2 separate regions of the Homo sapiens genome follow, and region 1 is linked to region 2. A link is a contact called in ENCODE Hi-C data. All regions are on one chromosome and are shown on one strand. Each heading gives the region's core, a stretch centred on a gene start or an enhancer-like site at or near the end of the contact. The rest is flanking DNA. Distances are from core to core; before and after follow the strand shown.

Region 1 (6,585 bases), core at 3,363-5,862, 210 kb before region 2:
AGATGACACCAGTGAAAATAAAAGTAGCGTATTTTTCTAAAACGATGAACAAGGACATACGCCACACATGGTTAAGGGATGAGTCCTCACTTGGGCCGTAAGCTCAATGCAGCACAAGGTTCAGGATACGAACTCAAGAGATTTAACATCACCATTATTTTAGAAGCCTTTAATTTCTTTCCCTTTCTTCTTTTCTTTTTCTTTTTTTTCAGGGTCTCACTCTGTTGCCCAGATTGGAGTGCAGTGTTGCGATCTCAGCTTACCGCAATCTCCACCTCCCAGGCTCAAGCGATTCTCCTGCCTCAGCCTCCCAAGTAGCTAGGATTACGGTGCACGCCACCATGCCTGGCTAGTTTTTGTATTTTTAGTAGAGACGGGGTTTCACCATGTGAGCCAGGCTGGTCTCGACCTCTTGACCTCAGGTGATACACCCGCTTTGGCCTCCCAAAGTCCTGGGATTACAGATGTGAGCCACCGTGCCCCGCCGAAGCCTTTAATTTCTTTGAGAATCTTCTTTATCACTGTTAAAGTCAGAGGACAATAATAATAATTGTAACACTACATATATGTGTTCACTGTGTGCCAGGCACTGTTTGATGTAATTTATATATATATAAACTCATTTAAACTTCATAACAACTCTATAAGGTAAGATATTATTACCCGTATTATAGATGAGAAAACTGAGGTGCAGAGAACTTGTGTAACATGCCTGTGGTCATCCAGTAAGTGAACTAAGATTCTAAATCAGGAAGTCTGTTGTAAGAGTCCATGATTCTTATGAAGCCTGGAATGAAGCATTGTTTTGTAATTTACTCATTTACTCATTCAACCAACCAACTAACCAACCAACACATTTATTGAGTTTGTACTACATGCTAGTTACTCAGCAAGACATCAGAGCAAGAGTGGGGACCAAAAGCAGATGCTACCTTCATGAAACTTATAGATAAATCAGAGAGATAGATATTATTCAAATAATAACGTCAGTAATGATAAAATTTCAATATGAGCAAGAGGTGCAAGGTGCTAAGAAAGCTCACAATAGAGAAATTGGGCCTAGTAAGAAAAAACTTCCTTGAGAAAATAGTATCTGAAGCTGGGATCTGAAAGATGAGTAAGAGTTAACCAACTAAATGGGAGCAGAATTTGTGCTTTACAGCCCTTGTGACAAGAGGGAGAGTTGAGGCTGAGGAACTGAAAGAAGGTCATTTTGATACTAGGAAGAGATGAATGCTACACGAAGTCAAACCATGTAGGAAGAGTTTGTGGGCTATGGAAAGGAATTTATTGTTTGTCTCAAGATCAATAGAAAGCAATTGAAATATTTTCGATGTGGGAAGGGTGGCATGGTTTGGGTTTCACATCACTCCTCTTGCTGCAACATGGAAAATGGATTTGAGATAGACCTGGGGTGGATGCAGAGAGCTGGGCTATGGGCCAACTGCATGAACTCTGGTGAGATATGATGGAGTTCAAACCAGAGGGTGACAGTGGAGGTGGGGAGAAATAGACAAATCCAAGAGATACGTGGCATGCAAAATCCACAAAGCTTGTTGATGGGTTAGATGTGGGGAGACGCAGATGGCCCCTGGGTTGGTTTCTGGGGCTGGATGATGGTGGTGCCATCTCCTGTGATGGGGACACTGGCAAAAGACCTTGGTGGTTTTTGTTCTGACTCTGGACAAGTAGAGTTTGGAGTTGTTTTTTTTTGAGATGGAGTCTTGCTCTGTCACCTAGGCTGGAGTGCAGTGGTGCGATCTCGGCTTGCTGCAAACTCCGCCCCCTGGGTTCAAGTGATTCTCCTTCTTAGGCTCCTGAGTAGCTGGGATTACAGGTGCCTGACACCACCCCTGGCTAATTTCTTTTTGCATTTTTAGTAGAGACGGGGTTTCACCATGTGGGTCAGGCTGGTCTCGATCTCCTGACCTCAGGTGATCCGTCTGTCTCGGCCTCCCAAAGTGCTGGGATTACAGGTGTGAGCCACCATGCCTGGCAATTTTTGTATTTTTAGTAGAGATAGGGTTTCGTCATATTGGCCAGGCTGGACTCAAACTCCTGACCTCAGGTGATCTGCCCACCTTGGCCTCCCAAAGTGCTGGGATTACAGGCGTGAGACACCGTGCCTGGCCCCATCTCAGTCTCTTGAGTAACCAGGACTATAGGTGTGTGTTACCATGCCTAGTGAATTTTTGTAGAGAACAGGGTCTCGCCATGTTGCTGAGGCTGGCCTCAAGTGATCCTACCGCCTCGGCCTCCCAAAGTGCTGGGATCACGGGTGTGAGCTACCACGCCCGGCCCATTTTATTACTTGTATAGTACCACTTTGTGTTTATGAACAAATGCATTTAAAATCATCTTTTGGAACAAACTGTGTCACTAAAGAAACGGCTACTCTACTGTGAGTATAACTGCTTCTAAAATACCGATTTATAGACAGACTTGAATAAGCCATCATTCATTCTTTGTATGATTAATTTATAAAATGCAGAGTTTCTATTAATGGAAAAGCAAACTCAAGCATCACGTGGATAATATCAATAATATGCATTTGTAATTACGTACTGTAGATAACTCTAGAAGCTACATTTTATTATGTTAATAAAACGTAAAAACTCCTGAAGCAACCCAGACTGGGCAGCAGCAACACTATTAGGGCTCGCTGCTTCATCAGTTAGGAGTCTGTTCAATTGTTCTTAGCTGGTAGTAACACTCACAGGGCACTGAGAAACCTTTTTTCTCCCATAAAATAATGATGATCTACTTTCCAAGATAAAATATTGCATGTTGATGGAATAATATGAGAGTTATGAGAGTAGCAGCAAAGATAAAAATGAAACTTAATGAGGACAAAAAGGAGGATGGGAGAACTGCTTGTTCCTCTAGGCAGACCAAGTGACCAGGTTCTGTCACTGTACATGTAAAAAAATTGTTTATTCTGTTAACATGCAGCAGATATTTGGGAGAACTCATAAAGAGAGTGCTAATTTTATGAAAGGGAAGTGTAAGGGGTTTCAAGTGTTACTGGGCTAATACCTTGGTCACACTGACAGGCAAAAGGAACAGTGTGTTGGATGAACTGGACCAATCGATATCTCTTTAGGTATCTGCCAATCATGCCATTAGAGTGGAAGACTGCATGGATTAGTTCAAGCAGTTTCTCAGATGCTCCAACGACTCAGCCAGACACTTTTCCCTAGGTAGGAAATGGGAAGAATGACTTCATTTTGGGGAGAATGAGGAGGCCTCCAGATTTGGAGAGCACTGGGATATGCTCTCCCATTGATACCTTTAAACAAACCTAGCCAGTTCAAATATAAGCATTTTAAGTAGAGATATTAAGATTCTGGGTCTTGACCAGGCACAGTGGCTCACGCCTGTAATCCCAGCACTTTGGGAGGCTGAGGCAGGCAGATCACGAGGTCAGAAGTTCAAGACCAGCCTGGCCAACATGGTGAAACCCCGTCTCTACTAAAAATACAAAAATTAGCTGGTCATGGTCATGCATGCGTGTAATCACAGCTACTCAAGAGGCTGAGGCAGGAGAATTGCTTGAACCGGGACCCCAGAGGCAGAGGTTGCAGTGAGCCAAGATCACGCCACTGCACTCCAGCCTGGGCTACAGAGTGAGACTCTGTCTCAAAAAAAAAAAAAACACAAAAAACACACACACACACACAAAACAGATTCTGGGTCTTAATATGGCTGATGACAATAAAATGTCTCAAGATAGATGTATTTGTTTAATGGTATATATTATGTGCCATTAGTAATTCTTAGTGATGAAATTAAGCCTGTGCTTAAATCTTAAACAAGTCAAGCATCCGTCCTTAAAACACTTGGAGGCAGCTGACAGCTCTGTGTAACCTGTGCTGCAAAAATATTCATAGGAACACAGAAGACATTTCTATAAGCTAAACAAATAAACAGACCACGTGCAGCAGACCCACCGAGTTACTTGATCCAAAACTCAACTGCCAGAGGATTTAACATATCAACAATAGAGGTGTCAAAAGCATAATGTTTCTGTTGGAAATACCACCCAGAATTCCCAGAGAGCCTTTCCAATTGATTAACTTTGAAACAAAATCCAAACATTCTTGGCTGCAGGGAAAAGTTTATCGGTTTTTTTTTCCCCCAACACACTACTAATTTTGAACTAAAAATCATTTGATGTCAAAATTTTTCTTCTGAATAAGATGCTATTGGTATCTTATATTCTAACCATCCTCCCAGAATGTCCAGTTTCTTCCATTTTACAGAATTTTTGTCACAACACGAAAAATGAGGTTGCTCTGCTGAATTTGTAGTATAGAAAGTGGGACATGGATGGGCTTCAAGACGTCCAAATTTATCTACAAAAAACTATTGTGTATGTGTTTTTTTTTTCTGGAGAGAGGATTCAGGCTTTCATAATATTCTGCAGGCTGTGAGCTCCTCTTTCCCCATTTAAGAAGCATTCATGGGCCCTAACATAAATACAATAGGAATATAATTTGCAGCAAGAATTCTCCTTTCCTCTCCCTGAGATGTATTTCCTTATAAGGCCGAGAGGTGGCAGCATAAACACCAGCCTGTAGCAGCCCCATTTTCCTGACGGTGGAAAACTTTTAAAGGTGAAATTTATCTATGTGAGATCCTGTCAATAACCTTGATTTGGCTTGGATAGATTGTGGACATAATGTCCCATCAAACTGCCCTAAAATATTCGTAGAGGAGTAGCGTGAGATTGAATCAGCAGTCCTGGACTTTGAGGTCACAAAAATTGAAAGACAACGTTTTGTTAGAAGTTGAGCACCATGGAGAGAAAAGCACAGAGCTTGATTATTGGTTGACTCAGAGGCATTTACATATTCCATATCAAATCAAATATAATTTCTTGAGTGGCGATTAGTATTTTATTTTACTACATAGTATCATTGTTTAAATAGTATATAAGTTACCCTAAGAGATTACTTATTCTGAATAGGAAAATACTTTTGTTTCTTGGAACCAACAGCCAAAAGATCTCTTTCAGTTCTTGTCCTTAGGTGACTGAGAATAACAGAAAAAGGAAGTTGTTTTGCACATGTAGATTCTGTGGATTTTTATTTTGATAATTAAGTATCACTTTCATTTCCTGTGAAAGTATGAGAAGCATGGATGCAGAGGCATGCTACAATTTTTATGCACACTGGATAGTTTTTTTCTTCTTTAAACATGTCTAGCCAATTCAAATATGAGAATTTTACGTAGCTGGTCAGGCACGGTGGCTCACACCTGTAATCCCAGTACTTTGGGGAGTTGAGGTGGGCAGATCACTTGAAGTCAGGAGTTAGAGACCAGCCTGGCCAACAAGTTGAAACCCCATCTCTAATAAAATTACAAAAATTAGCCAGGCGTGGTGGTATATGCCTGCAGTCTTAGCTACTTGGGAGGCTGAGGCAGGAGAATCACTTGAACCCGGGAGGCGGAGGTTGTAGTGAGCCAAGATCGCACCACTGCACTCCAGCCTGGGCGACAGAGCAAGACTCTGTCTCAAAAAAAAAAAAAAAAAGAAAAAAAAGAATTTTAAGTAGCAGACTCTAGGTCTTAATATGGTTTATGATTGTAAATGTCTCAGGATAGACTCATTTGTTTAATGGGGTATATGATGTGATGCTAGTAATTCTTAGTGATGAAATTAAGCCTGTGTTTAAATCTTAAAGAAGTCAAACATCCAACTTTAAAATAATTATAGCTGGGCATTGTGGCTATATCCCAGCACTTTGGGAGGCCAAGGCAGGTGTATCACAAGGTCAGGGGATTGAGACCATCCTGGCTAACACGGTGAAATCCCGTCTCTACTGAAAATACAAAAAATTAGTAGAGTGTGGTGGCACACGCCTTTAGTCCCAGCTACTCGGGAGGCTGAGGCAGAATTGCTTGAACCCAGGAGCCGGAGGCTGCAGTGAATTGAGATCATGGCACTGCACTTTAGCGTGGGCGACAGCGAGACTCTGTCTCAAAAACAAACAAAACAATCACTAGATGGGCTTAGATGAGACAGATTTTGCCTATTATTTGTATTCCTTTAGAAAGTTTCCATAAAATTCATAATTATTAGGTAACAGAAAGCATGTATGCACACACAACTTCACAGTTTCAGGCTATTCTATGTGGGAGAAGATGATAGATATGAAGGGCCTGGTGGCATTTGACAAACAGAAGCAATGCAAATTTTGTGGGTGGAATACAATTTGAGAACTATTTGCCAGCTTGTTTTGGTTCATTTTTCATAGTCCAGTTCAATCTGTGAAGTTCCCTTGAAATGTAAGATAATCTCCTGGGGTGAAACAGGAACAAAGTGTTTGCATTATGAGTCCAGCTTCTCTCAGATAATTAGTAACTTTAGAAGGGCCATCAGTTGATCAATTAATTAATCAATCAATTATTACTTATTTGGACATCTATTTATTATCTAGTTCTCTGCTAAGTGTTGTGAGGAATATGGGAGAAATTTAATGCATAATCTCATACTTGCATCCATGTTACCTTCTGTGCCTTCATATGTGGGGTAGGGAGAAGGAAGTGTGCTATAGGAAGCCATGGATAGGCAGGGGTGTC
Region 2 (6,488 bases), core at 1,339-3,838:
CTTTTATTCTTCCTCTTAACCACGTTTCAAAAAGCTTCTTGTTGAAATATCAATTAATTACAAACTAATGATAAGTTCATCATATCTGGGGACTCAGGAATTTTGTCACCGCAGTCCTGGTAGACTTTTCTGTTTCTTAAGTTTCCATATATAGCCACATATAATTTATATGATCTGATTAAGGTGAGCACTAACAGGTAATGGGACTATTTTTGAAAGTGGCTTATGGAATCAATCACATTCCATTGCTTCAAAGTCAAAGCATGTACACATGTTAAGATAGAGGAGGAAAAGGAGGTCTCTGCCACTCCTGGGTTAGCTTTCCCATACTTCCCTTAAGAGTTGTGCTCAACATGATGATTCAGCTAGTGCAGTAGGGTGACTCTTTCATGAAGTTGCAAAGTAAAGAACATAGCAATTCGTGTATTGACAAACTTCATAGCCTACCTAGCCCCTGATTTTTTGACACTGGTATGAAAAAGGATGATTTGTACAAGGGCATGTTTAACCTAGGAATCATTTATCTTCTCAGATTGTGGATATACTCCAATCAACAATAAAGCGAACAACATATATTAGTGCTGGGGACTCTCAAGACTTGAATGAATATAACACCTAGTTGTTATCCTCAAGGAACTTATAAATGAATTGGACCAACAAGACATAGCCCTGCAAAATACTTAGTGCATCAGGAAGCATACAAAGTATTACACTCTGTGGAATCAATAATTCAACAGTAAATATCTGTATGTATGCATATATAGATATGGATAATGTCACATCCTTAAGAAAAGATTTGGAAGCAGTTTACATGTGAGATGAATAAACTCACATATAAGATGAATGGGATAAATGAAGACATGAGGATAAAGGGAAATAAAGGCAGGAAAATAAGTCAAAGCCAAGGATCAGGATCAGCCCCAAAATAAGCTCCATAAGGGTTGTTTCAGTTGTTGGAAATGAGCCACAATTTGGTTCCTTGTAGCCAGAGCCCATTACTGACATGATTTCTTTTTGTACATGAGATAACAATCAAAGCACTTTTTTGCAAAACATCTTCTCCTACTACTGGACTCCTGAGCAAAATTTGTGGGTTTTTCCAAGACAGAGAATTCCAGATTATGTAAACAGGGCTCTAACAATATCCCCACAGTAGATACAATATTTAGCCTCACAGAGAGTGTTCTTTTGAATGCCCTCAGTGTACGCTGATGGCAATGTTAAGAAGAGCCAAGACGATTTGGTCCTAGAGCACAACTTTCTAATGGTCTGTTTTATTACAAAGATAAACCAAGACAACACAGACATGGAGAGAATGCATATATTTTAGGCTCCATTATAGCAGATGCCAGGGCTGCTAAACACTATAAGGAAATGCATAGCTTTGGAGCTCAGAGACCTGGGCACCCATCTTGGTATTCTCACTAACCAGGTAACTTTGGGCAAAGAACTAAAACTTAACAGACACCCTATTAAAAACACCACATAGCAGACATCCTGTTAAAAATACTTAAACTGAAATCCAAATAAATAAATAAATAAAGGCAAAATATGAAAGATGCTAAATGAAGTACGAAGGAAAATATTTCAGGTGATGCAAAATGTTCATGAACTAGAAAAGAAATATTTTAAAGTAGATTAATGAGAAATATTTTCCAGTGCCTTCTCTTTCTGGGTATTGTTTCATTTATGACCACTACCTGTTTCCTGTTCTCCAGTTTAGAAATCTCTTATGTATAATTAAAGCAATGTTCTCACATGTCTAACCTGGCAGATAATATTCAAGTAATAAAAACAGAATCCTTCTCAGCTTGATATATTTTCCTCTGGGTTGCTTGGAATGTCAAGAAGGCAGTTGTGAATATGATGGTCATTTTTCTAATAGCATAATGAGGTTATGTTTGTAATTCTCATTTTCCAGACACCGCCTTAAAGGCAACAATGCCATCAGCCAAAAAAGAATTCCAGGTGTGGCCAGGCGCGGTGGCTCATGCCTGTAATCTCAGCACTTTGGGAGGCCGAGGTGGGTGGATCACGAGGTCAGGAGATCAGGATCATCCTGGCTAACACGGTGAAACTCCGTCTCTACTAAAAATACAAAAATTAGCCGGGCATGGTGGCACGTGCCTGTAGTCCCAGCTATTTGGGAGGCTGAGGCAGGAGAATCACTTGAACCTGGGAGGCAGAGGTTGCAGTGAGCTGAGATAGCGCCACTGCACTCCAGCCCGGGCGACAGAGCAAGATTCCATCTCAAAAAATAAAATAAAATAAAAGAAATCCAGGTGTGCAGCAGACCCATCATCTGGATATCAGTGATTATGGCATAAATTAAGGAAGATTTTGGTTGCCCTCCAGCTTGTAAAATAGATGCACAATGAAGGTCCTTGGCATAGTAGGATTAAGAAGAAAGGGAGAAGGTGAGGGATATTCCAGAGGGCATGCTCCGTGGCTCCCTTGAGGTCATTTAATGCAACTTCTTCCTTCATAGGTTGCTTTACAAAGCCAGGAAAAAAAAAAAAAGGCTTATAGAGGCTAAAATGTCCTTGGGTCCTTTTTGGCTGGCTGCTTCCATCAGGCAGTTGGCCAAAGAAAGGAGAAAAGAATTCGAGTGGCCTAAATATTACTCACCAAAAGTACAACCGAAATTAGGGCAGAGGTAAAGGAGAGGTCCCTAAGGACTGTTCAGTGATGGGAATTCTCTGGGTACAAAGGCTCCTGGGAGAATTCCTCTGCTCAGTTCCCCAGGGACAAGTAGAGGACTTGTCCCTTCACACAATTTAAATGTCCCCTTAATGTCACAGTGCTAAGTGTACAGTCAGTCTATGCCTTCAGAGATTCCCAGAAATGGATTCATAGAAAGTAGTAGCAATTGAAGATGGAGCTCCAACAGTCGAAGTTTGGCCCTAAACTACAGAAAGATTAAGTCTAGGTAAACAACAATTTTTGCTTTGTTAAAAATTTCTAGATAGTGTAGAATATTTAGTGGGAAATATTTATGCCAGTGCCCTAAACATAGCATGCTAAGAGTAATAGGTCCTATCTAGTTTTCTGTCTTTGACACTGTGAATGGTCTACCCTTTCATTACCTGGACTGGGGACACCCCCATCCTGTTACATGCTGAATCACACCCTGGTACTAGGCTCACCGCAGGTGCTTAATTAATATTTGCTGAATCAATGCTGAAAGTATCTGATAGCTACATTTCGTTCAACTACATCATTTTATAGAAGAGGAAACTCAGGCTAGGTGGGCTGTGGTTTATATAAGGCTACTCAGGTGCCAGAAACAGGATGGGAATCCAGGTGTTCTGAATCCAAGCCCAGTGCTCTTTCACTATGCCTCTTTCATATAAGAGTAAAGAACAATCTTCCTATTTTTTTCTGTAAGTTATTTTTTTAAAATATAATATTGCCCAGTTTCTTTCCTGCAAAGAAATACATTAATGATAATTTGATTTCTCTATTTCAAATGTAAAGAAATTTGTGATTTGGGAAATGAAGTCCTTTGGAAGTTTACAAAATACAAAACCATAGATACCAAATGATAGAACCTTGGAATTATCTGGACATAAAATCTAGATAGACACTCCTTCCGATTTGGGGGAAAAACAAGAGAAAGTGATTCTGTTTGGGAGATGAACTGAGGCCTAGCATTTATTCTGGGTCTCAGTCCCAGAAGACTCAGAGGTGAAGTTGTCAGTGGCCCCTCTTACAATTGCTTACAGCTCGGCAGGGTGGAGTATGGGCACCCACTCCCACTAGATAGCTTAAATCTCAAAAGGAGGGACATGGAAACATCATTTACAACATTGTAAGGCACAAGTTTTGACAAATATTTTAGTTTCCTTGTCCTGGCCAGTTAAACAGGGGAAAACATTCTACACAAGCTGCAAGGTAATGATTTTGAAATCAGAATCACATTAGCTAGATTTTTAGCAAAACCACACCTAGCTCTTTTGCACTGTCTGAAGAGGGTGTGTCTTATGGCATATTTCTTATTACCTCTACTTTCATATTCTTCCTATTCTAGATTAAAGGAGAAGAATATGCAGGCTATGATACTATACTGCCTTTCCCATTCCCACCCAACATACACACCGCCTACACACTCCCTTCCTAAGACGTCAGCATTGCCCTGTTGAATCTGTCCCCATGAGGCAAGGACTCTGTAGGTCAGTCCCAAGACAATCCCTTTATGTCTTCCATATTTCTAGATAGCCTTTCCTTTACTCACTGTTAGTAATCTCTACAACTATTGGGTTTATATCTGAATATAATGATGAAAGATAGCATATCAAGATCTGTAAGAAGTTATGCATAGCACAGCCATCCTGATATACAAAATATAAGTTCCCCAAAGGTGGCTGAGAAGTGAAAGATAAAGTATTGAATTTCTTTTTCCCAATTATTCTCATCATAAAATGGGAGAAATACTCTTTGTATTAAAGGAATGCATTTCTAACAGAGGTGAGTGACGAAGGGAGTTCTTTTGTCTCCCTTGTAAGAAGGGAGAGAGACAGAACTGTATCCCTTCCCATTGCCTTTGGATTTCACACAGTAGGAATAATATTCTGGAGAGGAGGAGTGGCAATAAAAAGAAAAAAAGAAGAAATAATATTCTGACAAAGGTTTATTTTAAAAAAAGAAATAATACCCAATTTAAGTGTTGATCTTGTGTGTGTTTTATTTGAAATATGAATCACAGAGAAAATGGGTTTGATATTTATAGAAAGAAATCGTTTACATTTTCCATGAGCATGCACTGTTCTTTGAGGGAAAGCATTTTTCAGAGAAAGAAGAATTGTGTTTCTAGAGGTATTCTCATGGCTTCTCACACACATAATTACTCATGCATGCAGGTCATGCTTCGCTTAATGATGGGGACATGTTCTGAGAAATGCATCATTAGGTGATTTCATCCTTGTGTGAACAGCAGAGAGTGAACCTACACAAACCTAGATGGTAGCACCTACCATGAACCTAGGCTATATGGAATAGTCTATCGCTCCTGGGCTACAAACCTGTACAGCATGTTACTATTCTACACTGCAATACTTATAATGGTAAGTATTTGTGTTACTAGAAAATGGGCAGTAAAAATACATTATTATAATATGTTGGGACCACCATCATATATGCAGTCCATCATTTATGAAGCATCGTTATGCTGTGCACGATGTACTGTGTGTTTGGTTGTTCAATGACACGCTGCTTCTACAGAGTGACTGAGTTGGTTGGCTGTTTTGCTGGAGTGGGCTGGTTGACTCATGTCAAACAATAAGGTAATTCAGCCAACTCATTAAATCAGTTAATTTTTTAATTGAACTGACCAACAGTTTCTGCTTGTGTAGACAGATACAGGCCTAGAGAAGGGTTGTTACCACATATCAGTCATACATACATACCACAGTCTGTTTTCCATAGCTGATCATACAACTCATACCCTGTTGTGTTTGAGTGTCAGGAAGGCAGCACAGGCCAGGCACAGTGGCTCACGCCTGTAATCTCAGCACTTTGGGAGGCTGACATAGGTAGATCACCTGAGGTCAGGAGTTCAAGACCAGCCTGGCCAACATGGTGAAACCCCATCTCTATTCAAAATACAAAAATTAGTCAGGCATGGTGGCGCACACCTGTAGTCCTGGCTACTCAGGAGGCTGAGGCAGGAGAATCACTTGAACCCCAGAGGCAGAGGTTGCCATGAGCTAAGATAGTGCACTCCAGCCTGGGTGACAGACTCCACCTCAAAAACAAACAAACAAACAAACAAAATAAAGCAGCATTGTGGTATGGGTGTAGATTGATAACTAGAATAACAAAAATGCAGTAACATGAGAATAAATTTTCAAAATTAGTCTGTCACATGTCCTTGTCTTAATGATGTTGGCCATTACACACAAGTTAGAGAACCAAAGCATTTTCAGGCCCATCTAGTAGTACTTTTCCTATTATTTCTTTATGTCTCATTAGACTTTTCACTGCCAAAAAATTTTTTAAAAAATATTACTTGCTGGCCGGGCGCGGGGGCTCACACCTGTAATCCCAGCACTTTGGGAGGCCAAGGCGGGCAGATCACAAGGTCAGGAGATCGACACCATCCTGGCTAACGTGGTAAAACCCTGTCTCTACTAAAAATACAAAAAATTAGCTGGGCATGGTGGCGGGTGCCTGTAGTCCCAGCTACTCGGGAGGCTGAGGCAGGAGGATGGCGTGAACCCAGGAGGTGGAGCTTGGAGTGAGCTGAGATGGCACCACTGCACTCCAGCCTGGGCGAGAGTGTGAGACTCCATCTCAAAAAAAAAATATATTACTTGGTGATGGTTAAGGACTTTTACTTAGAAGATACCAAGTAGTAATCATAACCCATTCGTAGGAGACAGTATCTAACAACATTCACCAATGGACATCCAGCCAGGTGCTCAAGGTCAGGTGAATTTGTGCAGCATTGTTCTATATTTGTTCCCTGAAGTCTCATGCCACTTTATCTG

What was found. Hi-C counts contacts between places; a loop is a spot of excess contacts on that map. Pooled maps may share reads with other maps.
Region 1: a loop to region 2 is called in a map of naive thymus-derived CD4-positive, alpha-beta T cell, with 13 times the contacts of the local background. The contact joins two enhancer-like sites. A Hi-C loop is called at or near these places in 2 of 168 maps with a recorded cell type or tissue (CD4-positive, alpha-beta memory T cell and naive thymus-derived CD4-positive, alpha-beta T cell), 1 of 37 single-sample maps with no recorded cell type and 8 of 50 pooled maps.

The regions. Positions count from the first base shown.
Region 1 is chr1:200,305,643-200,312,227 of GRCh38, reverse strand. No RefSeq gene overlaps it. Among named protein-coding and RNA genes, the nearest start is that of LINC00862, 65 kb to the left of the region's middle. Within about 2 kb of position 4,612, at least 2 of the 41 ENCODE cell types and tissues checked have a DNase peak (open chromatin) inside an H3K27ac peak, as active enhancers do.
Region 2 is chr1:200,095,376-200,101,863 of GRCh38, reverse strand. The region is part of intron 5 of NR5A2 (nuclear receptor subfamily 5 group A member 2); the gene reads right to left. It overlaps LOC107985244 (a long non-coding RNA gene), which reads left to right. Exons shown (of 3, transcript XR_001738358.2): 3 at 533-582. Among named protein-coding and RNA genes, the nearest start is that of NR5A2, 71 kb to the right of the region's middle. Within about 2 kb of position 2,588, at least 2 of the 41 ENCODE cell types and tissues checked have a DNase peak (open chromatin) inside an H3K27ac peak, as active enhancers do.